Linked DNA regions of Mus musculus: region 2 is linked to region 1. The links are chromatin loops, found by intact Hi-C in ENCODE. Cell type or tissue: left cerebral cortex. All regions are shown on one strand. Links, peaks and the distances in the headings refer to the core of each region. The heading gives the core; the rest is flanking DNA.

What was found. Peaks named below come from ENCODE experiments on the same cell type or tissue, not always from the same donor. Only the 100,000 strongest peaks of a DNase experiment are listed, where the experiment ranks them.
Region 2: it touches region 1 in a loop (5-fold over the local background); 6 of 42 quality-filtered maps call a loop at or near these places.

Annotation. Positions count from the first base shown.
Region 1 is chr11:76,568,473-76,584,053 of GRCm38, reverse strand. It overlaps Abr (active BCR-related gene), which reads left to right and starts at 12,670. Exons shown (of 23, transcript NM_198895.2): 1 at 12,670-13,023. The coding sequence starts at 12,963. In left cerebral cortex, for the core only: CTCF peaks have their summits at 10,837, 12,295 and 12,499; DNase peaks (open chromatin) are centred at 12,580, 12,938, 13,527, 14,442 and 2 more places; H3K4me3 peaks cover 3,621 bases; H3K27ac peaks cover 4,895 bases.
Region 2 is chr11:76,505,117-76,513,116 of GRCm38, reverse strand. It overlaps Abr (active BCR-related gene), which reads left to right. Exons shown (of 23, transcript NM_198895.2): 2 at 4,045-4,229. It also overlaps the pseudogene Gm12341. Among named protein-coding and RNA genes, the nearest start is that of Abr, 62 kb to the left of the region's middle. In left cerebral cortex, for the core only: CTCF peaks have their summits at 1,912, 6,098 (motif pointing left), 7,008 and 7,212; DNase peaks (open chromatin) are centred at 3,703, 5,198, 6,095, 6,356 and 3 more places; H3K4me3 peaks cover 2,991 bases; H3K27ac peaks cover 3,685 bases.

The sequences.
Region 1 (15,581 bases), core at 7,582-15,581:
CCTTTAGAAGGTGTGTTGGATAGTTTGTGCCAACTTAACACAAACTAGAATTGTCTGAAAGGAAGGAACCTCAATTGAGAAAATGCCTCCATTAGATCTGGCTGTAAGGCATTTTCTTAATTAGTGATTGACAGGGGAGGCACAGCCATTGTGGGCGCTGCCATCCATGTGCTGATGGCCCTGGATTCTGTAAGGAGGCAGGCTCTGCAAGCCATGTATGTGAGTGTGGCCTCTACATCAGCCTCCGCCTCCAGGTCCCTGCCCTGTTTACGTCCCTGTTCTGGCTTCCTTCAGTGATGAACTATGATGTGAAAGTATCAACCAAGTAAGACCTTTCCTCTCCAACTTGCTTCGGTCGTGGGGTTTGATTGCAGCCATAGAAACCCTAAAACAGGAAGTATTTGGTTATTAGCTCAGTTGGAAATGGTGACCACCTATCCCAAAACATACTGTCCAGGCTACTCTCTGGATCCACCAGGTATTGTGTGGCATCTTTAGAATCTCAGGCATGTTTCAAACCTATAATCACAAAAATATTGGGCAAATAAACACTGCATTTAAAATAGTATTATTTTTTATGTGTATGAGTGTTTTGTCTGCGTGTATGTCTGTGCACCATGTGTGTGCAGTGCCCTCCAAAGCTAGAAGAAGGCATCAGATCTCCTGAAACTGAAGTTAAGTTGTGTAATGTCATGTTGGTGTTTGGAGTTGAACCTAGATCCCATGAAAGAGCAGGCAGTGCCCTTAACTCCTGAGCCATCTCTTCAGCATCTAGAAACCCTGTCTTGTGTAGGGTTTTAGAATAGCTGAACAGATAGTGAATAACTTTTCCAGCCTTCAGTTCCAGGGTATGCACAGTTTAATGTTCTCTCCCTCCTGCTGAAGAGAGACATGTGCAGGCATGTGAGAAAGAAGTGAGGAACAGGGGTATGAATTCTGGAGAGTCCTTGGGCTACTATGGTAGCTGAATGTCTTTGCACACATAAACTGTTTACCACATCACTGGCACAATAAACGTACATATTTGTAATTGTGACATTATTATTCCACTCTTCTCATTGGACTTCCATTACTATAATAAAGTTCTGGAGGCAGACTACTTTATAAAGAAGAGGTTTAGTTGCCTCTCAGCTTTGGAGGTCGGAAGTCCAAACAGCATGGGCCAGGTTCATGGCAGAGCTCATGTGCATCTCTCTCCCCCTACTCTCTCTCCCTCTTTATAAAGCCACTGGGATTCAATCATGAAGCTCTCCTTTAATGGCCTAGTTATTCGCCAAGGTTCTCTCTTTTGGACTTCTTGGCAGAAGGAGTGTGAAGTTCCTGGGTTCATTTCCCAACACTGCAAACAAACAATAAGACAAATCAAAGTCCCCAGTTCAAAAGGCCATATGCAGATTACGTTTCTACCCTCCTTTAAAAGAGAATTTATATATGTATCTCTGTTTCTCTCTGTCTCTGTCTCTCTCTGTCTCTCTCTGTCTCTGTCTGTCTCTGTCTCTCTGTCTCTCTCTGTCTCTCTCTCTCTGTCTCTCTCTGTCTCTCTCTCTCTCTCTCTGTCTCTCTCTCTCTCTCTCTCTCTCTCTCTGTGTGTGTGTGTGTGTGTGTGTGTGTGTGTGTGGTGTCTAAGATGGCTAGAAGAGGGTGTCAAGTTCCCTGGAGCTGGAGTTACAGGCTGTTTGGGCTTTCACGTGCAGGTGCTGGGAACAAAACTTGGGGCTGAAGAGATGGCTCAATTGTTAAAGAGTGTGTATTGCCCTTGCAGAGGACCCAAATCTCTATCCTCTTAATACTATTAACATATAACTTTACAAATTAGACTTTTGCATGAGTACAGAGGGCACAGATCATATTCAAACCAAACACTGGAGAGGAAATATAGGACCTAAAGTGAGTTAAATACACCAGAACAGCCTTACTAGGTAGCAGGGGAGAAACTGGCAAGAACCTGGGATTAAACCCTTGTGGGGAGTGGGGATGTAGCTCAGCAAGAGTGCTTACCTACTTAGTATGCATGAAATCCTGGTACCAACCTTTGTAACACCCAGACAGTCAGACTATCAGAAAATAGACAGACACACGTACACACTCCTGGAATATGGATCCTGATAGCCTCAGGTGATTTTCTGTGGTAAAGGCTCAATAAATGAAACCTTGCAGAGCCCAACAGACCAGGTGAGTCCTGCATTCTCTGGGACTTTATAGTTCACTCAACAGTCCCTGGGGATCCAGGAACACAGCATTACAGAAGGTTTCCTTAGCCCAGTCCTCCCACTGTTAATCAGACTGCCTGTAGACCCTCTTAAACGAGGTCCTTGAGTGGGCAGGAGGCCAGAAGCAGCTTCCACAACTTCTCCCATTATAGAAATGAAAAGCAGGTCTCCAGTCCTCCTGGTTAGAGGGCTTCAAGAGATATGAGTACATTATCAAGTCAACTCTGGGAGGCTTCCGGCTCTGGCCGGGGCAAAGCGGTCAACATCACCCTAGCAACCTGAATCTTCTTTCACAGATTCCCAGGGTTTCCACCCTACAGAGAGTAGAGGTTTCAGGCCAAGCGGGCTGCCTCCAGAGGCTGTGTTCTTCCATGAAAGCAACAGTTCACTTCCCTATTCCAAAACCAAATTGCCTTGCAAATTTGGGACAGGTCTAGGAGAAGGACTCCGGGCTACGGCTTCAGAAACGGAAATTCCCTTAGTGGGCTGAATCTTTTCTAGGTTTCTATTTTATTTCTATGTTGGAACCTGATTGGGTGAAAAAGAGTACAGCATAGGATGTTGGCTGCTTAGCAAGGGAGGCTGTGCATTGGGGAGTTCTTAGTTGGGGCTTCGTGTGAGCAGTGAGAGAATAATTAGAGCAGCTATTGTCCTGCCCCAAATCTGATTTTAGGTTCCCCTGGAGTCATTTCAAAGGATGTGGCCACATGTCAACCATCAAGCCCAGACAATCTATTTCCAGTTGCTGGAACCCAGATAGCTAAATATCTATACTGCTTAATTCCAGGTTCTTAGTAGCCAGGAACCATTCATTCGTTCGGTCCATCATTTGCACAACATGCTAGGGTTTGCTGAAAAGAGAACTCACTGTCTAGCAAGAGATAGCCCCGAATGGTCTTAATTAAAAAAAAAAAGTCTTTATTTTATGCATATGGGAGTTATGCCTGTGTTATGTCTTGATACCATGTGTGCCTGGTGCGCCTGGAGGCCAGAAGAGGGTGCTGGATCCTTTGGAACTGGAGTTACAGATGATGGTGAGCCACCATGTGGGTGCTGGATGCCAAATCTGGGTCCTCTGGAAGAACAGCCAGTGCTCTTAACGTCTGAACCGTCTCTCCAGGCTCTGAATGTTTTTTTTTAAGAGCACTAAAGAATTGGAGAGAGAGAAGCAGGTCTCTCTGGCTCAGTTGTTAGGAAAAGCCCCTTGGAAACAGTGGTATTTCAGTTTAACACCATAATGTAAGTAGGAGATGCTCAGGCAGAGTGGAGGAGCAGTGTTGGGGTTTGTTTTCCTGAGACAGGGTCTTATGTCAGTCAGACTGGCCTTGTGCTTATTATGGTCTTCTGGTTTCAGCCTCTCATATGAAGCAATAGTGGATATGTACCACCATGCCAGGATAGGGACAGGACATTTTCTTTAACTTTATTTAAAGATGTATTTTATTTTATGTGTATGGGTGTTTTGCCTGTATGTTTGTCTGCTTGGTGCCACAGAGGTCAGAAGAGGGGATATCAGATCCCATGGGTCAGATATTTGTAAACCAGCATGTGTGTGCTAGGAACTGAAGCCAGGCCCTCTGCAAGAGCAACAAGTGTTCTTTCTTTTTTAAGATTTATTTATTTTTATTATATTTAAGTACACTGTAGCTGACGACTTCAGACACTCCAGAATGGGGCGTCAGATCTCATTACAGATGGTTGTGAGCCACCATGTGGTTGCTGGGATTTGAACTTTAGACCTTCGGAAGAGCAGTGGAGTGCTCTTACCCACTGAGCCATCTCTCCAGCCCGCAACAAGTGTTCTTAAGCATTAAGCCAACTCTACTGCGCTTCGGACGGAACATTTTAACCAGCTGTGATGGTTTGTATTTGCGTGGCTCAGGGAGTGGCAGGATTAGAAGGTGTGGCCCTGTGGAATAGGTGTGTCACTGTGGGTGTGGGCTATCAGACCCTCATCCTAGCTGCCTGGAAGCGAGTATTCTGCTAGCAGCCTTCAGATGAAGATGTAGAACTCTCAGCTTCTCCTGAACCATTCCTACCTGGATGCTGTTATGCTCCTGCCTTGATGATTATGGACTGAACCTCTGAACCTATACGCCAACCTCAATTAAATGTTGTCCTTATAAGTGTTGCCTTGGTCATGGTGTCTGTTGACAGCAGTAAAACCCTAGCACACCAGCTATATCAACCTGTGCAAGAAGTCCAGGCAAGGGGCTGGAGAAATGGCTCACTGGTTAAGAGCACTGGCTGCTCTTGCAGAGGTCCTGAGTTCAAATCCCAGCAACCATATGGTAGCTCACAACCATCTGTAATGGGATCGGATGCCCTCTTCTGGTGTGCCTGAAGACAGCTACAGTGTAGTCATAATACATAAAATAAATAAATCTTTCATTCTTTAAAAAAAAAAAAGATTAAGTACAGGCAACTGCAGGAAGGAGCAGGAAGTGGTGTGTGTGTGTGTGTGTGTGTGTGTGTGTGTGTGTGTGTGCATGTGAAGTGATCCAAAGGGGTATGCAGGACAGGCCACAGGGCCTGACAGGTTATGAAAAATAATAATGGGTGTTAGGGTTGTATAGCTCAGTGGAAGAACACCTGCTTAGCATGCCCAAGATCCAGGGTTTGGTCCCTAATGTTGCTGAAAAGAGAGATGGGGTGGTGGTGGAGAAAAATGTGCCTTTCTCCAGATACTGCTGTAAGTGAGCCTTATAAAAGGGGAAATGGTATGTGCGAATTCTCTTACAGCATGCTGTCTGTGGCTTTGAGATGCAGGGAGACTTCCGTGAGAGCATCAGGTGTATGGCATCAGCCTAATGAGCCTGGGGCCGCTCAAACCAACAGATCCTTGACCACTTTTACTGATTTGCTACCTGTCTCGTTCTTCTTCACTTCCCCCTCCGTTAGGATCTGAGCCACGAGCAGAGGCAAGGAGATCTCTCAGATTTAGAGGCCAGATTGGTTTACAAAGTGAGTTCTAGGACAACCAGGGCTGTTACACAGAGAAACCCTGTCTCAAAAACCAAAGAAAACAAGAACGGTAACAACAAAACCCTCTTTGGTATGACAGTGACAGCTACACCTTTCAGTGGCAGTTACTCAATTCCCAGTTAAGAACCACTGTCTTGTACTGAGAGGACAAGGTTATGTTCAGCTGCATCTCAGGCTCCGGTAGCTGGCAAGCAGGGAGGTATGGAAATCTCTTCATTGAAGATGTTACTGGAGGAGACTGGACTTGGGTGACACACTTGGGAGACAGAGGCAGGCAGATCTCTGTGAGTTCAAGGCTACCCTGGTCTATAGAGTGAGTGCCAGGATAGCCAAGGATACTCAAAGGAATCCTAGCTCAAAAAACAAATACAAACAAACAAACAAACAAACAAAAAACCCAAACAAACAAAAACAAAAACTATGTTACTGGAGGGGCCGGGAGATGACTTATCAGTTAAGGGCACTTGTTGCTCTTTCAGACCTGGGTTCAGTTCCCAGCACACACATGCACACACACACACACCACACCCTTTCACATAGATACTTAAGCATATACATAAGTAAAAATAAAAACTACTCTTAAAAAAATGTTCCTGGAAGGTTTGTCTGACGGGAGAGTATTCTGCCCACTCTATTCTTGTTTCTCCTGGCTTTCTCAGACTTTGCTCACAATGGTTACCTGCAGCCCTAGATAAAGCCTGGTGGAAAGCTGAGATTTGAGTCCAAGTCCTTGGAGGCTGCCTATCTAGAACACCTTGTGTGGCTGAGGTGCCACTCTGGCCACCAGATGGCGCCCGAGAGTTCCTGTTCTCTGCCGCAGGACCAGTAGTAACAGGAATTGACTGCAGAGAGAAGTTGCCTTAAAAGAGGCCTGATGCTTAAAGAAACACCGCCACATAGCCTCGGACTGGACCCTTGAATCTGTAGAACAAGACTCTACCACGGCAAGCACCACTGTCCAGGGTCAGTGGCTTCTTTGTCTTTGCCTTCCTGGGTTTTGATTCCATCTCTTCCATGGCTCTTAGTTGCTGCAACTGTTCCTGAGCCTGAGGGGACTGGGCCAGCCAGGAGGAGGGTGGCGTCAGAGCTCCTGGCAGAGCAGGGTTGGAGCTGGGATGCATCTGCAGAACTCTGGCTGAAAGAGTAGGAAGTGCAGCCAGCTTCGGGGCAGTGAGGACCACAGAAGCACAGAGAGCCGGCCTGTGAGCGCTGGCCTCTGCGGGACTTGATTCTGTTGCCTTGGAACTAAGGAGATTGGAGCCTTTGAATTTGATGTCTGGGGTCATTGGGATTTGAGAATTCTTGTGTCTTCTTCGGGTGGCATCTTTCCAAATACTGATGGGGACTCAGAGGTAAGTAGATTGAGGGAGGGGGCTCTAGACTCTGGGGTAGAGTCTTCTTATTGACTGTAGGAAAAGTCTCCTGTTGACCCTTGGGTAGTGAGGGCTGAAAATGGTTAGTTGATGGTCATTTGAGAAGGTCTCCTCCTCAAATTGCTTTTGATTAGCCTCATCTAAGCCAGCTGCTCTACCGTGCTCTTTCTGGTGCCTGACTGTGCATAGGGCCTGGGAAATGTGTGTGTGGTGTGTCACTGCCGCTGTCTGTCCTTGGGTATTGTCCTGGTATGCATCAAGAGTGTGAATGTAGTTCTCTGTCTACATCTTGTCAGGGGTACAGACCTTTACCATGACTCAAGCTGACAAAACATCCACAGGGAAATGAGATGGGGTTGGGGTGTGTGTGTGTGATGGTAGTTTCTGTTGTCTGTAGATCTGTCTGCTGGAAAAGCTAAGAGGGTGTAAAGAAAGAGAATAAAGGACAGAATCTTGGACCAAGCCATCTCTGACAGGCAACTCATGGGATGCCTGGCCTGGGGAATTTTCTACTTAAATTGTTTTAAATTTACATTTATTCATTTATTATGTCGGGGGTGGGGGGTGGGGCATGAGTGCCACAGCACATATGTGGAGGTCAGGAGAGATCAGAGGACAACTTATGGAGAGTCTGCTGCCTACCATGTGAGTCCCAAGGATAAAACTCATGATGTTCTCAGGCTTGGTAGTGAGCACTGTACCCGCTGAGCCCTTCCATGGCTCGAGGAATTTTCTTCTTTCCAGACCTCAGAACTGAAGATGAATTTTGAGAACAGTAAATGCTACTTTGCTCTACCTAGGAAAAGGGAATGAAATAGGGTTTGAAAGCAGGCTACTTGCCAGGCATGGTGACACACATGCCTCTAATCCCAGCAGTTCTCTGTGAGTTCAAGACCAGCCAGGCCTACATAGTGAGTTCAAGACCAGCCAGGGCTACATAGTGAGAATGAAAACAAAACAAAAAACAAACAAAAAAGTCCAACCACACACATACAAGTACACACCAGGAAACAGAAAAAACAGGCTACCTCTCTCTGGGTCTCTGAGAAAGCCAAGTTTACAGTCTTTCAGGGCTAATAAGATATCTGGAGGTCATCTACCTAATCTACCTTCTGCACCTGTGAAAACTAAAGTTGGAAAAGCCTGAGTCTGGCCTTAGGCAGGTAGGCAGAGGGCTAGGGACCTGGCCTAACACAGTCATCGGATTGCTTTTCAGCTTGTCTGAGGGGTCATCTGACCTGTTGTAGTAGATGTGGTTTTGTGTGGCAAACAGTTCTCTTTTTGTTTACTTATTGGTGCCCCCTGGGAGTTCTGGAATGGCACTATCTTGCCTTTTCGTGTAGCTCCAATTTCTCCTTTTCTGGGTTTAATGCTTCCTTTATTTATTTGTTCCTTCCTAGGCCAGTATAGCACTACCCACGTGGACTTGATTCATTTTCAAGTGTTACCATCTGCTGGCTGGCCAGTGGCTTAGCCTTTCTGTGCCTCCATTTCTTTACCTGTGAAATGGAGCTAACATAGCTCCTATCTTGCTTGCTTGCTGTTAGGGTCAGGCCAGGTGAACTTTGTAAAGCATATTGAGCAGCACCTGGCAGTTAGGCACCAATCAGGGTTAACTATTTTTAATTTCTATGACTCTATGCACTTTAAAATATTTTTATTTTATCGTATGAGTGTTTTGCCTGCATGTATATCTGTGCATTGTGTATGTGTCTAGCAACTGCAGAGGCCAGAAGAGGGTGTCAGATTCCCTGGAAACTGAAGTTGCAAATGGTTTGAGTTGGCATGTGGATGCTAGAAATCAAACTTGGGTTTTCTGGAAAATCACTGTCTCTCCAACCCATCATCTGTATTTTATTAGTTTATTCTCATGTATTACATCCCAACTGCAGTTTCCTCTCCTCAGCTTTTTTTTGGGGGGGGGCGGATTTGAACCCCTGCCTCAGCCTTCTTTCTGAGAGACTGGAATCACAGGTGTGCATACACAGCAACACCTGGCTTAACATGCATTTTTGAATGACAGTCAGCTGAGCTTTTGGCATATACCTGGTTATGTGTGAGTTCACATTGCTATAATAGCACTTTTGGAAGTTTACCTACACTGATGCTTCCTGGTTGGCCCCAGCAATAGAGACACTTTCGTTTGTTTTGCTAGCAGTGGCCACTGGGTGATCAGAGACTTTTGGGTCCTTCCTGTGGTGCACAGCAAAGCTGTGTTGCTAATATGAGAAAGGAAGGAGAATGGCGATATAGGTAACATCACTGATTTTGCATCCTGGCTAAGTAGTTGGTAGACTTGAGAGCTGGTTGTTAGAGAGGCAATGAGTAGTACAACCCTGAGAATGAATAAAGGGGGGAGCTGCTGGTCTTCAGAATGGGATTTATCTCTCTTCCACTGAGCCTCTCAACTCAAGGCTGCGTAACTAACCTTAAATCCTGTGATGGGGGAGGAGCAGGCAGGTAACCATGGAGATGGGGATGAGGGGGGCAGGATAAGCTGAGTGCACAGGTTAGGGATATGGAGAGTGTTGGCCCTTAGGGCTGGACAGAGAATGGTTACTAGGGGCTTGGCAGAAGTGGTGCATCGAATGCTGATCAGTGTCTTGGAGTGCTCCACCCATCTGTACATCCAGACACTTAGCTGAATCGGGGTGTGTGTGTTGGGGGGGAGAGGTCCTGTCACAAGTATACCTCCCTGCTGCTCTGACAGATTGGGGCTGATAGCTGGAGTAGAGAGCACTTTAGGTTAGCAGGCTTTGGGCAAACTACAAAGAAGGATGCCTCTTTAACTCCTTAGTTCCCAGAGTGTATGTGTGAGTTAGGATCTTTCGCAACCTTTCTCTGCCCTCAGTGTCCCTTAATCTAACTGGGGGCTTTTGTTAGTCTCAATTCACCCAAGTGCTCCAAGACCCACCCACTTATCTCTGTAAACAGGCTTAGAATCAATCTGTGTGATGTGATTCTTGAAGTAACTACCCTTTCCCAAGACAGCGGGTCAGAAGTGTTGTTGTGTGATAAAACTTTTCCTGTGAGACACAACACACATTATTCACCTGAGACAGGGAACTAAAGTATAGATAGATACCATCAAAATCCAACTTGGTGATCCAATAGGTTTTATTGGGGGTTATTTACAGGAGTAGCAATGACTCGAAGACAGCTGCATCATCAAGGACCACCTCAGCAGGGGTGACAACTCACAGAGCTGGGAAACCTGGAGTATGCACAGCTTGCAGGGAGCTCAAAAGATGGGAGTGTCCTTTCCAAATGACTCTGGTCTAAATCTCTTCTTGCAGCTCAGTTGGCTTCAACTTCTAGCTGGACAGGTCTGAGTCTTCCTTCTGTCTGAGGGGAATTCTCAGATCTTGTTGCTTATTCTGGCAAGGAGGGGCCTAGTGAGTCTTGTTGGTTTCTGGAACTTCCTGAAAGGGTTGTAAAGTTGTTTTCCTTCCTGCTTAAGGAGCTTCCTAGCAGGATGGAATGTTTCAGTCTTGGGAGAAACTGTTACACATGAGGTGGGCAGATGGTTATGGGACAAAACTGCAAGGGCTTCCTAGCAGATGGTCTTGCATTTTCGGATCAGAAAAGATTTCCAGGGACCTTCAGTGACTTGGGTTATCAGTCAGCTGACAGCGAGGTGGCATGCATAGGATCCCAGCCCACACTATGTGGTTGGGTCAGTGAGCTGTGCCTTAGTTTTTCCATGTGGAAAATTCACAAAACCTAGAAAAGAGCTGTGCTTGGTAACACAGGCCTTTAGCCTTAGCTTTCTAAATCTCAAGATTAGCCCTCCATGACACACCTCCTCTAGTAAGACCATACTCTCTAATCCTTCCCAAACAATTTCAAGGAGCAAGTATTGGACTATATGAGCCTGTGGGGGCCATACTCATTCAAACCACCACATTGTCTCAAAAGGTAAAAAGAGAGCTGGAGATAGGCTTTGTGGTAGAGTGCATGAGTGCGGTCCTGGGTTCAATTCCTAGCACTGCATAAAGTGGGGCAAATGGAGGATAAGAAAGGAAGGAACCAGAAGTTAACAGTGGTGCTCATCAAGAGATCATCCTAGTGAAATTAAAAAAACAAAACAAAACAAAAACAACCCTCTTAAGATCTAGGCCACACACACCTAGTATTCAGTGTCCGTTATTAGCACTATGGCCTGCAAGATTGTATCTATACGCTACACTGTGTTGTGGAAAGAACAGTCCAGGGCAAGATCAGACACAATGTAGAATAACGCAAACTATAACAACTACAGGGAGAGCAAGCAACTGCAACATTTCAGCTAGGGGGAAAAAAAAACGCTGAAAATAGCTTGCTCAAGCCTTTGTAGATAAAAATGTGAAATGTATGCAAATGTATGTGACTCACATAGAAACATATATCCATGGCCTCCTCAGAGTCAGCACCGGATGTGGAGATGTGGGGCTGTGGCCTGCAGGAAAATCCCTGTGGTACATCATGTGGTGTATTGTGGGAGGGGTCAATGCTGCAGCCTTCTAGGGTTTGTAGCTGATAGCTGTACCCAGGCATGTTTTCCCTTTCTCTTGGGCTCTATGCCTTCAGAAAGTGCTATGCAACAGTAAGGCACGCCCTTGTCCTTTCTCTGTCTGCTTCCTCAGAGAGCTTGCTTGCTCCCTCTCCCACCCAGAACTCTATTTCTGGATAGTCTCGCTGGAGATGCACAGCCCCCTCCCTTGCCATGCTCCAGGTGTTGGCTTGGCCTTCCCAATTTTATATGCCAGTCTGGGGCGGTGGGGAGGGTAACAGCTGAGCAGGAAGGGCCAGCAAGTCACAGAACCAGAAGCTTGAGTTAGAACTAAAGGGGTACAGGAGGACCTGTATCTGCTGCCCACCTGTGGGGGCTCCCCCACACAAGAGCATCTACCCTTGAACCTCCCAGAGGCTCTATCCTGTGTATCAATGGGCTCTAGCTTTTCTTGATCATCTATAGAGGCCAGTGTCCAGACAGCTGGGAAGTTTACAAGGCTGGGTACAAATTTCCTTATAGGTGAGGGTCTGCTTCTACCCCTCAAAACTGTCTGTGCTTGTTTGGGATAAGGAGAAGTCCCTGTGGGTACTAACAACACTGCCCTCCATACAGGGAATGGGGAGCTTAACTCTTTGAAAAGCTCTGTATGGCTGGAGCCCCAAAAGGGCTTAAGCTGTCTGAAGATGGGGTGGGATGGGAAGTGTCCCATTATTAGAAATGCCACTATACTAGTATATGAGAGGTCTAACCCAGGTCTTCCTTGGCGGGCTTCATTGCCTCCTTCCCTGGGAATTCAGGAAACAGGTTGCAGCCATGGGTCCCATGTCACTCCCAACCCCCAAACCTTCAGTGCTGTTGAGGTCACTGTTTGGAATTTTGTTTCTTAAGACTGGTCTCTGAGGCATCTGACCCCCATCTTCCTTCAATGTGATTGTACACAGAGGCTAGGGATTGTCAGACGGCTCCTGGAGGAATTGGAGAGAGTCCAGTTAGGGCTTCTGTACCCCAGTTTGACTCTTTGCCTTAAAGGCGCACATGTGAGAAATAGGTCCTTCCTCTAATGCCAGGGGATGACACTAACCCCAGTGGTCCCGCCTTACTTCAGTCGCCCACCCTTGGTGTGTGTCGGGAACTGATGCACTGTAAGATCAAGGATAGATGGGGTGATTTAAGGTTTGGTAGGAAAACAATTCCTGGGTGGCCCAGCTTTCCAGCGGGGCGCAGGATGTTAACCCAGTCCAAGCTGTGCTGCCCAAGCTTGTCTAGGGGTGGGGCCTGGCAACTGCACCAGTCCCGAAATCGTGCTTAGAGATCCTGGGGTGGCAGGTGATGTCACCCCTGCGGGTCCATAGGTTTCTTTAGTCTGCGGGTTGCCAGAATTTATGCTCAGCCCAACCAGGGGAGGAGGGGAGCCTCTGGCCCTGCGCCGCCTCCCGGAGACCCCGCGGGAGCTCTGTGCGCCGGCTGGAGGCCATCGGTGGGGCTGCGGGCTGCTCTCACACCCCACCGGCCCGCTGCGGCTGGGGGTGGGCGCGCTGAGCCTTGCGCGGATTGGCTACCGCCTCCGCCCCCCGCCCCGGGCGCCGCGCAGCCCCGGGGAAGTTGCTAGTTGGCGCGCGGGCTGCGGGGCCGCGGCTCCCAGATCCGCAGCGGGTTCGCCTAGGCTGCCACAGCCCTGCACTAAGCTCCCCTGTCCTCACCTTGGCAGCTGCGGCTTGCTCCTCCCTACTACCTGTTTCCCTGGCTCTCCCGCCTCCATCCTGAGCTCCGCAACTTCGACCTCCGAGTCTGGCCTCCCCTCCCGGCATCCCGCCTGCCGGCGCCCTTCCTCCTTTGTTGTGCGATGAGGGTCCGGTTTCCCATCTGACCAAGGAACCTCTGCCGCGCGGAGCCGCGGGCATGGAGCCGCTTAGCCACCGGGGCCTGCCGCGCCTCTCTTGGATCGACACCCTCTACAGCAGTACGTGTGCCCATGGGTCCCTGGGTGGGGGACAGGGGGTGTAAGAGGGACACCCAGCACCCTCCGAGGAGCCCTGTTGCCCTCCGGGTCCCAGGTGCACCCAGGCACCGGCAAGTGTTAGCGGCCATGGTCCGCCAGGTGTGCAGCCAGCCAGTAGGAGGAGCGGTATGGAGTCCTCAGAGCAGATTTTAGGGGGGAGGGGGCTAGATAGACCGGGGCTGGGGGGGATTGTGTCACCCCTCCCACCTGTTGTGTAACCCAGCACTCTAGCGCTCCGCGAGTGGGAAGCGTCCTTTTTAGAGCTCTACCTTGGCCTTTAGAATTGGCAGCTTTTCTCCTCACATTGAAGCGGGAAGGCCATTTTGGGAAAAGTCTTTGGCTCTCTCTAGTTTACTACCTCAGGGACATTCCGGTGTGTGATTCGGGTTGATGATGGGATCAGGTTGGAAGAGAGACTGTAAGGTACGGATCTCTGTGGGGGCCATTTGGATGAAAGAGCCAACCTCCTAGCTCAGCAGTCTTTCTTGCCAGCCTCGTCACCACCCCCATTCTCATCACTACCACCACCCCCAAGAAAAGCAAATGAAGAGGGGGGAAAAAAACCGCCGGTACTCCACCCCCTCGCTCCCAAATCAGCCATGATCATGTGATTGCTCTTGTACTGCCTGGGGGATGTGTAGTTGATCACTGGGACTTACTTACTGAGATGGGAACCATTCCCACCCCACCCCCCATGCCTTAGGTGGCACTGCCCATGTCGCCCTCCCCTCCCCCTCTTTAACTCATTGGCATTCTGTGGTGTCGGGAGATGGTCCTGGTGGCCTCCAAGAATGACAGTAGATGTGCTTTTACCTATGGAAATGCTGGGAACCCTCCCACTCTCTTTTAGCACACCCTAACCCTGAGGCAGGCGCATCTAGGGGTGACTCTGAACATTAGATGCATGAAACAAGGACATTTTGAAGGGTCAGCCTGGCTTGAGTTCCTTCTTAACAGTCACATTCCGGGGATGAGAGGAGACGATGTCTTGAGCCTCCAGGTCTTGCCTTGCAGTCTCTGCATTACCCAGCATCCAGCCTCTGCCCTCTGTATCTTTTTGGGCCCTGCCTCTGCCCTCTGCTCCCTTTGGGGGCTGCCTCTGCCCTCTGCTCCCTTTGGGCCTGCACTTCTCATATCGTCTACCCAGCCTCTTTTCCCAGATTCCTCCCCTTCCTCCTCCCAGGAGCTCTCCTTGTGCTGGTTCATTCTGCTTTGGGGTTTCAACATCAAAGAGGCAAATCTGGTCCCCCTGGGTGTCCATCCTAGCCAAACCCAGCCAGTCCATCTGCTCTTTTCCAGTAGAGGCCAGTGTCGTTGGGTGAAGGTCAGGGCTCACAGCTGTGATGTGTATGTGTGTGTACACGTGTGTCTGTGCAAATGGGGACACACATCTGTTAAGAGGCCTGCTGCAGATCAGCTCCTGACTCAAAGGACGGATTAGTGACCTCTGCTTAGCTGTGCTCTTGCAAATCAGTCATAACAATGCCTCATATTCATCTGCAGTTTGTGCTCTTGGATATTTCTGGCTCTCTGCAAAACCCATCCCTGCTTTCCTTACTTCCCAAAGCATAGAATCCTATGGAAAGCAATCTGTGGCTTTCTCTACATTGCTAAAGATAATTCTCTGACTTCATCATCTGAGTCTCCTGCCCCAGCCTGGAGTTGAGAAGCAAAATTACCTTGAGAATTCCTGACTAGAGGAAAGTCAGAGAAGGGAATTAGGCCATGAGCCTCTTTGGGGTGGGGGTGGGGGGTGCTCTATAAACTAGTCCTCACTTTGACAGCTTGGCATCTGAGCTGTCTAACCTATCTTAAGGCCCTAGGGTAGCTGGACAGTTAGATGGTGAGCAGGGTCACTAGCTTTGCACAGTGTACGGAGTCCCTGCCTTGCTCCTGGAATAGCTTATTTGGAAGTCTGTAGCAGAAGGCTTCCTGGGGAGGTTTTATGCAGTCATATTTGGGCTGTTAGCCATCAAGTTTTCTTTTTGACAAGAACCTAAGTTAAACAAATACCCAGGCTGTCATTTGCCTGGCAACGTGGTTCTGTGGTTCCCAGGGGCAGTTCCTCTGCCTCTGTGGGAACCTTTTGCTTACCAAGCTCACAGGTCCCCACAAGTGCTAGATCCAGGAATTGTAAATGGGGTACGCAGGGCAGCCAATGTGACTCCTTAGAGATGTGAAGTGATTCAGTTATAGAGGCTCAGTGTGAGTGACATTTCTGCAAGAGTACTCATAGCCTTTCCAGGTTGTTGAGAGTGTGCCAGGTACTGTGTGAGGTACTGTGCTAGGTACTGTACCAGGTACTGTGCCAGGTACTATGCTAGGTAGTGTACCAGGTAATATACCAGGTGCTATGCCAGGTACTCTCTACCTCTCATCTCCAAACCTCACAACTCTGACAGATCAGGAGGGAGGTTGAGTAAACTTTAATAATTTAGTCAAAAGCACATAGCTGATAAAGGGTGGGGGCGGAGGGTGTGGGGAGGCAGGATTCAGATCATACTCTGGCCAGTGAAGAG
Region 2 (8,000 bases), core at 1-8,000, 63 kb after region 1:
AATTTCTTGTACCATTTACCAGATAAACTGAGCAAGGTTGTGGTAGTTAAATACACCTTCCAGGAGCTCTGAGAATGTTCCTTTACAGCCTTAGGCTTTATTAATTAATACTATCATTTTGTGGTGCTGGCCTTCACCCTCAGGGCCTCACGCATCCTAGACAAGAAGCCTACCATTATTTTTATGTTCTTGTTAATTTGATAGGAAAATTGCACCAAGGGGAAAGGGAAAGTGGTTTGCATTTTCTTTGATTGTAGTGAGGTTAACCTTTAAAAGGCGTATCTCTGGCCATTTGCTCTTCTATTTTAAGTTTTCTTCTTCTTTCTCTTGCTCATTAGAATATGACATAATTATCTTTTTCTCACCAGCTTGTAAAAGTGCTTTATCTGGGTATCATGTGAGGAACACATAGGAGAGGGTACAGCTAGCTGGCTTTCCTCAAAGCCATGTTAAGGAGGGTCTCACTGATGGACAAAGGGCTGAGGAGAGGATCTTAGGCACCAGAGCAGCAGATGCAGTGGGGTGGGGTGGGGTGGGGTGGGGCTTCCTTGCCATATACATTATCATAAAAGTTGGTGGCTTAAAGCCACAAAAAGCTGTCTCACAGTCTGGAAATTACAGGCCCCAGACCGAGGCCTGCTGGGAAGCCCTTCAGACTTCAGGGGTCAAATTCTTGTTTGCTTCTCCCAGTGCTGCTCACGTTCTCGGGACCTTCTCTGTATCTCCCCTTCTGATTCCTAAGGACTTGACGGGATTCAGCACCTATGGGTTTTCATCCAAGATGATTTTATTTTGAGATCCTCAACTTGATGGCATCTTCAAGTATCTTTTTTTTTAAACAAATAATTTCCTATTTAGAGGTACCAGGGCTTAGGGTTAGACTCTTTGGCTATCTATTCAGACAACTGAAGGAGTCTGGAGATGATCTGACACTCCTGGGCAGGAAGACACAAGCCCATGCAGAGATTCTTCAGCTGATAAGTTTAGGCTGGTCGTACCATTGAAGTTAGCGGGGAACTGTGGGGTCTTCAGTTGGGTTGTAGCTTAGCTGCTCTGGGAAGAAAATTGGCAAGATGGGGGTTTGAGGAGATTTCATTGAGAGTGGGAAGGGGGAGTCTGGAGAGACTTGGAAGTCTCCTGTCATCTGAACTAAACACAGGTTTTAAAAAAATAGGGACTGGAAGATGTGTGTGTCTAGGAAAGAAATAATCAGAGACAGATATGCTGCCCAGACCTCTCTGTGGATGGAGGGAGGGGGGAGGGAGAGAGAGAGAGAGGAAGAGAGAGGGAGAGAGGGGGAGAGAGAGAGAGGGAAAGAGAGGGAGAGAGAACACAAAGCCCAGACAACACTATCCCCACCCCCATCTTTTTATTATGAGAACTATCAGACATGGAGAATATTTGAGAGTATCTATGGCACACTGAACAGTCCACTTACTGTTAGCTAGAGTCTGTAATGACCACTTTCCCATGGCGACTCCCTTCCACATCTATGCATCTCCCCATGCCATTCCTCCTTCTATTTTATATTGCAGACGATTCTCCTTCAGGCTGGCATGTCGTTAACAAGAGTTCAGTATTTGATGAACTGCATAAAGCTTAACCATACTAAGAGTCGGTAGATTCTGGTGAATGCGTCTGTGTACCTCAGATCCCTGCTAAGATAAGGAATGATCCCATTGGCTCGGAAGTTGCCCTGTGCTCACTGCCATCACCTCCTGGCCACGTCCACTTAGTGTTCCCATCTGAGGCCTTCATGGACCAAAGCCTGTGTGTGCCCAGTGGAGCTCCTTTTCAGCCTTTCCTAGAGGGTTGCTCTCCACTTCTTTTTCTGTATCTCTTCTCCCAGTAGAACTGTTCCAGACTCCCAGCAGGAACAAGAAAGGAACTACCTAGGAATGCTGGCAGGGGGCGCTCTGCCAGTCCTCATGTCCGTACCCTGTGCTCCCCTCATTGGCTAACATGTCCCATGAGGAGGGCCAAAGGCAGGGTGCTGGTATTTCTTTGGAGTGAGATACAGAAGGGACAGGACCGTCCTCAAAGACTTAGACAGACCCAGGTTAGAGCCTCCCCACGGTCTCAGGCAGATGTGTGAGGCTCAGGGACCTCATCTGTGAGAACTGCTTTGGAGAGGTGCTTAGATGGAGTGCACACCAGAGGAAAGGCTGGCAGAGACCTTCCTTTCCTGTGAGAGATGCAAGGAAATTGCATTAGAGGCGAGCCAAGCCATCTTCCTTTTGGTCTTCTGTGAACCATGCCTTTGGGTAGTCCGTTCATTTCTGTAATGCATGATACAGATCAGTCTAGAAGTTGGCTAAGACAAGGTCCACCATAATTCATTATTCCATACCCTTAGCTTCAGCATGACCAGGGAGACCCAGAGCCCCTGGAAGAGTAGAGAGGTCTGTGACTCTTCATGCATATGTCTTTCCTGAGGAAATACATCCTGTGTCCCCAGACAGCTTAATGGGCATCAGCTGAGCCCTGGGAGAGGAAGTCAGCAGTAGCAGGTGCCGAGAGCCCAGGGGAGGCTATCAACTGCCAACAGACAGATTGGACTGAGTATAGCCATGGCCTGGCGCCCCAGTGACCTGGTGACACCATTCTCAGGCTTCTGGCTGCCTGTGGGCCCGTGTGTTGTGACAGAGAAGGAGGAGCCAGGGCTCCACAGAGAGCTTGACTCACTGGGACCTGCCTGGGTTAGACCTCAGGCCTGAGGTGGACGGTGCATCCCTCCATTTTTTTCAGTCTGCCACCCCAGCTTCCCAAGAGCCTGCTATACATCAAGGAGGCCATGTGCTGTTGGTACTATAAACTGGGTTCCCCGGGGAACATCCTGGAGGAAGTGATGTCTGAACAGATAATGGAACAGACTCGGCCAGGCTCCTATAACATACTGGCCACAGTCCCAAAACTAGGCCTTGCCAGGGTTCAGGAGCCATACGACTGTTTTCAGCAAGTCCCGTGTTCCCAGGGTTTTCCTTCTTGGCATTCCTCTGTGGTACCAGCTACTTCTGGTCCTCCAGAGGCTGTATCCCTGGCCTCTCCTCATCGATGATTCCCTTCCAGAACCAAGGCTCAAGACAGAGGAACCTTCCACCTTGCTTGCTGTAACCTGTACTCTGACATGTTGGAAACAGCAACACCCAGCCCTCCCGGCCAGTCGCTGGCTAAGAATGATGCCTGCAGCTTAGTGAGGCTGTCCTATAACTCTTGGCAAAGCCTAGAGGTACCACCCTGTTCCATGGTTGCCTTCCCTACAGCCCCCAGGAGGGTGTCTGCGTGGGCACTGGCCCTGGTGTGGTGCTAGGAACACTGAGGGGTTAATACCCGGTACCTTCCCTCCTGCCTGCTCTGGAGGAAGCCGTGTTGGAATTATAGACATAAATGCTGGCTTTTGAGGAGCCTGCTGCTCACCAAGTCCCTGCCAGGCCTGGGCACAACCCTCTCTCCCACGCCTGCCTGCCTTGGGCTCTGTCCTGCATGCAGGGCCGCATTCAGAGGACCGAGGGCCTCCTAGGGCCCACTTTCTGGGCCCTCTCTACCCAAAATTTGCCCTGTTCACTCCCTACGGATTGAGCTCAGTGTACAATGGTACCCAAGGAGGAGGGACGGAGGAAGTGACATCGCTTGGCCCGCCCCCACCTCCTTATTCCCTATAAAAAGCAAAATGGTGACTCAGAGAGAGGAGTTGGAATCGTCCTGCCTCCCGCTCCCACTGTTAATTTTTAGACGTGGAATTAGGCAGGAGGCAAAGGAAACACAGCCCCACATACGCAGCTGACATGCTATTAGGCGGGTGGAGACAGCAGAACCGCTCCTCCCCGACTCCCAGCAGCCTCTGACGGACTCAGCAGAGCCTGTGCCTGCTGGAGCTCCCACCCCCCTCCCCAAGCCTGGCTGTACAGCCCCTGCCCTGGCCCAGGGTGCATGGTGCAGCAGGGGCCATGGCAGCCGGGGGCCGCCGCCGGCGCCCACTGCGCTACCAGTCCCTGGCAGCCCTGGTGGAAGACTCTCAGTGGCCTTTCTTGTTCCTTGTCTCAGACTTCAGCTACGGTGCGGAGGACTACGACGCAGAGGGGCATGAGGAGCAGAAGGGGCCCCCCGAGGGCTCGGAGACCATGCCGTACATCGACGAGTCACCCACCATGTCGCCCCAGCTCAGCGCCCGCAGCCAAGGTGGTGGGGACAGCGTCTCGCCCACCCCACCTGAGGGATTGGCACCTGGGGTAGGTACTCCTGTTTACTCTTTTGGGAGGGGAGATAGAATGCCATGTGCAAGAAGTGGCCCGGGGTCTGCGTAGGACAGTGTCAGCAGTGAGCTTGGGGAGGGTGGGTCTGGACTTGTGACGCCTGTCATTTGGCTTCTCTTCCACTACCTGCTGCGCTCTGCTGCCCCTCACCTGTTCCCTGCTCTGCCAGCTGTTTGTTCCTCTGCTTCCTGGATGCTCTCACTCCCTTCCAGTCACCTGAGTCTCTCAATAGGATGGGGAGGGGGGCTCTGGAAGGACCAGGCTTTTCTATCTGTACCTGGCTGGGTACACATGGCCTGTGGGACAACAAATGTCCCCACAAAGCCAGTACTGGCCTCAAGCTCCCTATGGGATAAAACATTATGTTCCCCAGGATGTGGGCCTCCAGCCCTGCTCTGTTCCACAGGAAAGGAACAAGCCTGGGTACCTAACTTCCCTGCTGCCAGGAGAGGCAGGAGCTGCCTTCTCAGGGCTTTGATAGAGCAGGGAGATAGGAGTGTGTGGAGGATTGGAGTAATTAGAATTAGTGCTGTTCCCAGTGACAGGGATCAGCGCTCGGCCCAGCTCATGAGTGTACGCATCTGAAATACAAGAGCAATCCAGGCAGAGATTCCTTGGGGCTCTTTTCTGGAGTTGGGAAAAAGAATCAGAGCCATTTGTGTTGGTGGAGGGAACTCAGTTTCACCGGTCTTTTTGGTCCAGCTTGTCTAGGTATGTTTTGGGGGGTTCTCTTTCCTCTCTCTGAAGCCCCCGGGAGAGATTCAGAGATGCTATGCACTGCGTTCCCCTTCTCTAGGGCCTAATACCCCCACCCACCTGGAGGCTGCCTGGACTCTACCATTTGGAAGAACCCCTGTTCCTTCCCACCCTCTGCAGGCTCTCACCCCCTCTTCACACACTGGGGTGGCTGCTATAGCCTTTGGCAACAAGGGCCTTGGCAACCAGCATCCCACTTGGGGGAAGCCACATTGTTGCCATAGCAACAGAGGCCTAGGCAGAGCTCAGCACTGCCAGGTGGTGCAAGTTTGAGAAGGGATGGTGGGGGGCAGGTAGGAGGTGGAGGGGATGGATGTAGGTGTTGGCCAGCTTCAGGCTCCCCCACAGCCAGCATTCTTGGGTGCTTTTGCCCTAAGGGGGGGTGTGGTGGATTAGAGACAGCCATTTTGGCCATGTAGAGGCAGGGTGTCTGAATCAGTGGAGGAACGGTTGTTCTGGGACCTGGACTCAGGCCAACCGGGAGCAAAAAGGAAGAGAGAACTCTGGTTCTCCATCATTGCCTTCTGGTTGTAGGTTAGTGGGGTTCAGATCTCTCCTAGGGACTTAGCCTATACCCCTCTGTAAACAGGTTCAGGATGGTGCCCGTGGACACCCCACGGTGTCCGTGCTATAACCCCATGCAGTCTCTGCAAGCTCCTCGACCTCTTGTCTCCCTCTCCCTCCTTCCTTGTGACTACCTTGCAGGAGTATTTATTTATCCATAGGTATTTGGATTTCCTGGTGAGAAATCCTGTCCATGTTCTATGTATTGCAGGGCTGTATCCCTGCCTGGGGTTCTCAGCTTTGGCTAGTGGCTTCACTTTGTACCATTGTTCTTGATGGTCAGAAGGGAATAACTTGAATGGAAGATTTTGAAATGTTAAATATTTACAGAAAACTGCAGTACTTAGGGCTTTCAGTACTGATTTTTCACACCATTGACAGGTAGAGGGAGTATTGATGCCAGTTGGGAATGGTTGAGGCAATTCTAGCTGCAGGATGCTGCCTGCCCCAGCTGCCTCCCCAAGCTATAACCCCTGCCTTCCTGGAGCTAACTGCCTTTCTCCTCTTTCTGTTGGGTTACTGGCCCCACCTAGTGGACTCTACAAGTATTGCTATTTGTAATGGGATGCCTGGATTGTGCAAACCCCCAGTTCTTGTGATGATCTGGTTTTGTTTTTATAAAAGGGGTGTGTGTGTGTGTGTGTGTGTGTGTGTATGTGTCTATCTGTCTGTCTGTCTGTTGCTGTGTATATATGGCTTGGGGTATGTGTCTGTCTGTCTGCCTGTGGCTGTGTATATATGGCTTGGTGTGTGTGTGTGTGTGTATGTGTGTGTGTGTGTGTGTGTGTGTGCGCGCACGCATGCGTTCCTGCTACTTGGCTGTGCTCATTTGGCTAGGCAGTCTTTTCCTCTGCCAGGCTTCCTGTTAAGGAACTTGGGAACAGAGGGGACTTTTGAACCAAATCAGACAATTGTTCTAGATATTCAGATATCTAGCTTTTGGCACAGCTTGTCAGCTAAACTTTCCACGCCCAAACATGCAGCCAAGTTGTACCTAGGAAGGAGGTCAAAATTTGGTTTATGTGTTAGAAACCATAAAGCAAGTGGTGTGTGTGTGTGTGTGTGTGTGTGTGTGTGTGTGCTCGAAACTCTGCTTTCTGGCTATAGGACACTGGACAGGGTCATAGAATGGAGAGCCAATGTGTAGTCCTAGTCCCAAGTCCAGAGGTGTGAGAATCGGGGGAGTCAAAGGTGAAGATTCTAGGTGTAACTAAGCTCAAGAACACCTAATGTTTTAGAGACAAAGTCTGGGAAGGACTGGTGTCCCCGCACTAGCAGGCATGCAGGTGGAGCCCCTCTGTCTGTCTGAGAGAGGATTCTGTTTTCAAGGCTGTCCTGAAATTTACTTGATCATCCTGGCTGGCCTGACACTCATAATCCTTCTGCCTGGGTTTCCTGGTGTTGGATCATGCATGCACCACCGTTCCTGGCTGGAAAGAGCCCCTCTTTCTTAGCTTTTTTGGTTTCATGTCTTTAATAGACTGGCTGAGGCAAGGCCAGCTCACCTTGGGGAGGGCATCTGCTTTGCGCAGTCCGTAGAGTCTGATGTGAATCTCATTGAGAACCATCCCACAGACACCCAGGGTAATATGTAGACACCTTGTGGCCCAGTCAGGTTAGCACACAGAATGAAATGTCAGTGTCTTGTATCAGTGGCCTAGACACTGGAAATAGTATAAACTTTGAAAGTTGCAATTCTGTGTTCTGGCTATAGGACACTGAATGAGGTCATCAATACAACAGAGCACCACTCCTCAGGTCTGAATTGCTCCAGCTCCTCTGAAGGGAGGCTGTGAGGACTGGCCAGGGATTGCTCACAGGAGCCTGCTAGCACTGAATGCATTCAGTCCCAGCACTCAGAAGGCAGAGGCAGAGTTGCGGGTTCTAGGCCAGACTAGGCTACTACATAGTAAGCACCTGTCTCAAAACAAAACAAAAAAAATCCCCTAAGACATCTGTCATGGGCTGCGACCAGGAACCTTGCAAGGACTCCAATCTGGTAAATACCTGCTGGGAAATGGATCTGTTTGCAGCCCACCTCCTTTCTGGGTCTGTCGTCCCAAGTGTGGAAGCCTCAGCCAAGACCATGCTGTGATACTTTTCATCTTGGCTTGTGCCCCAGAGGTAACAGGTGAACCACAAACCCTGCTTTGCAGGTCTTTCTCAAGCCTAGGCCAAGCAGGGTGCCCTGGCACAGGGCCAGGGTCACCCTATTGCTGGTGGCTGAACTCAACTGGGAGTGTGTAGTTTCCCTTGGGAAAGAAGGTGGGGACACTCCCATTCAGCTGCAACTTCCTGTCCCAGAACCACAGTCTGCACAGAAAACCTCACTGCTAGAGATCACAGTCCCTGTCTCCCCTCTGGATGAGGTAGTCAAAGGGACCCCAAGGCAGAGAGAAGATCTGGGTTTTGTCTGTCTTCTACTTT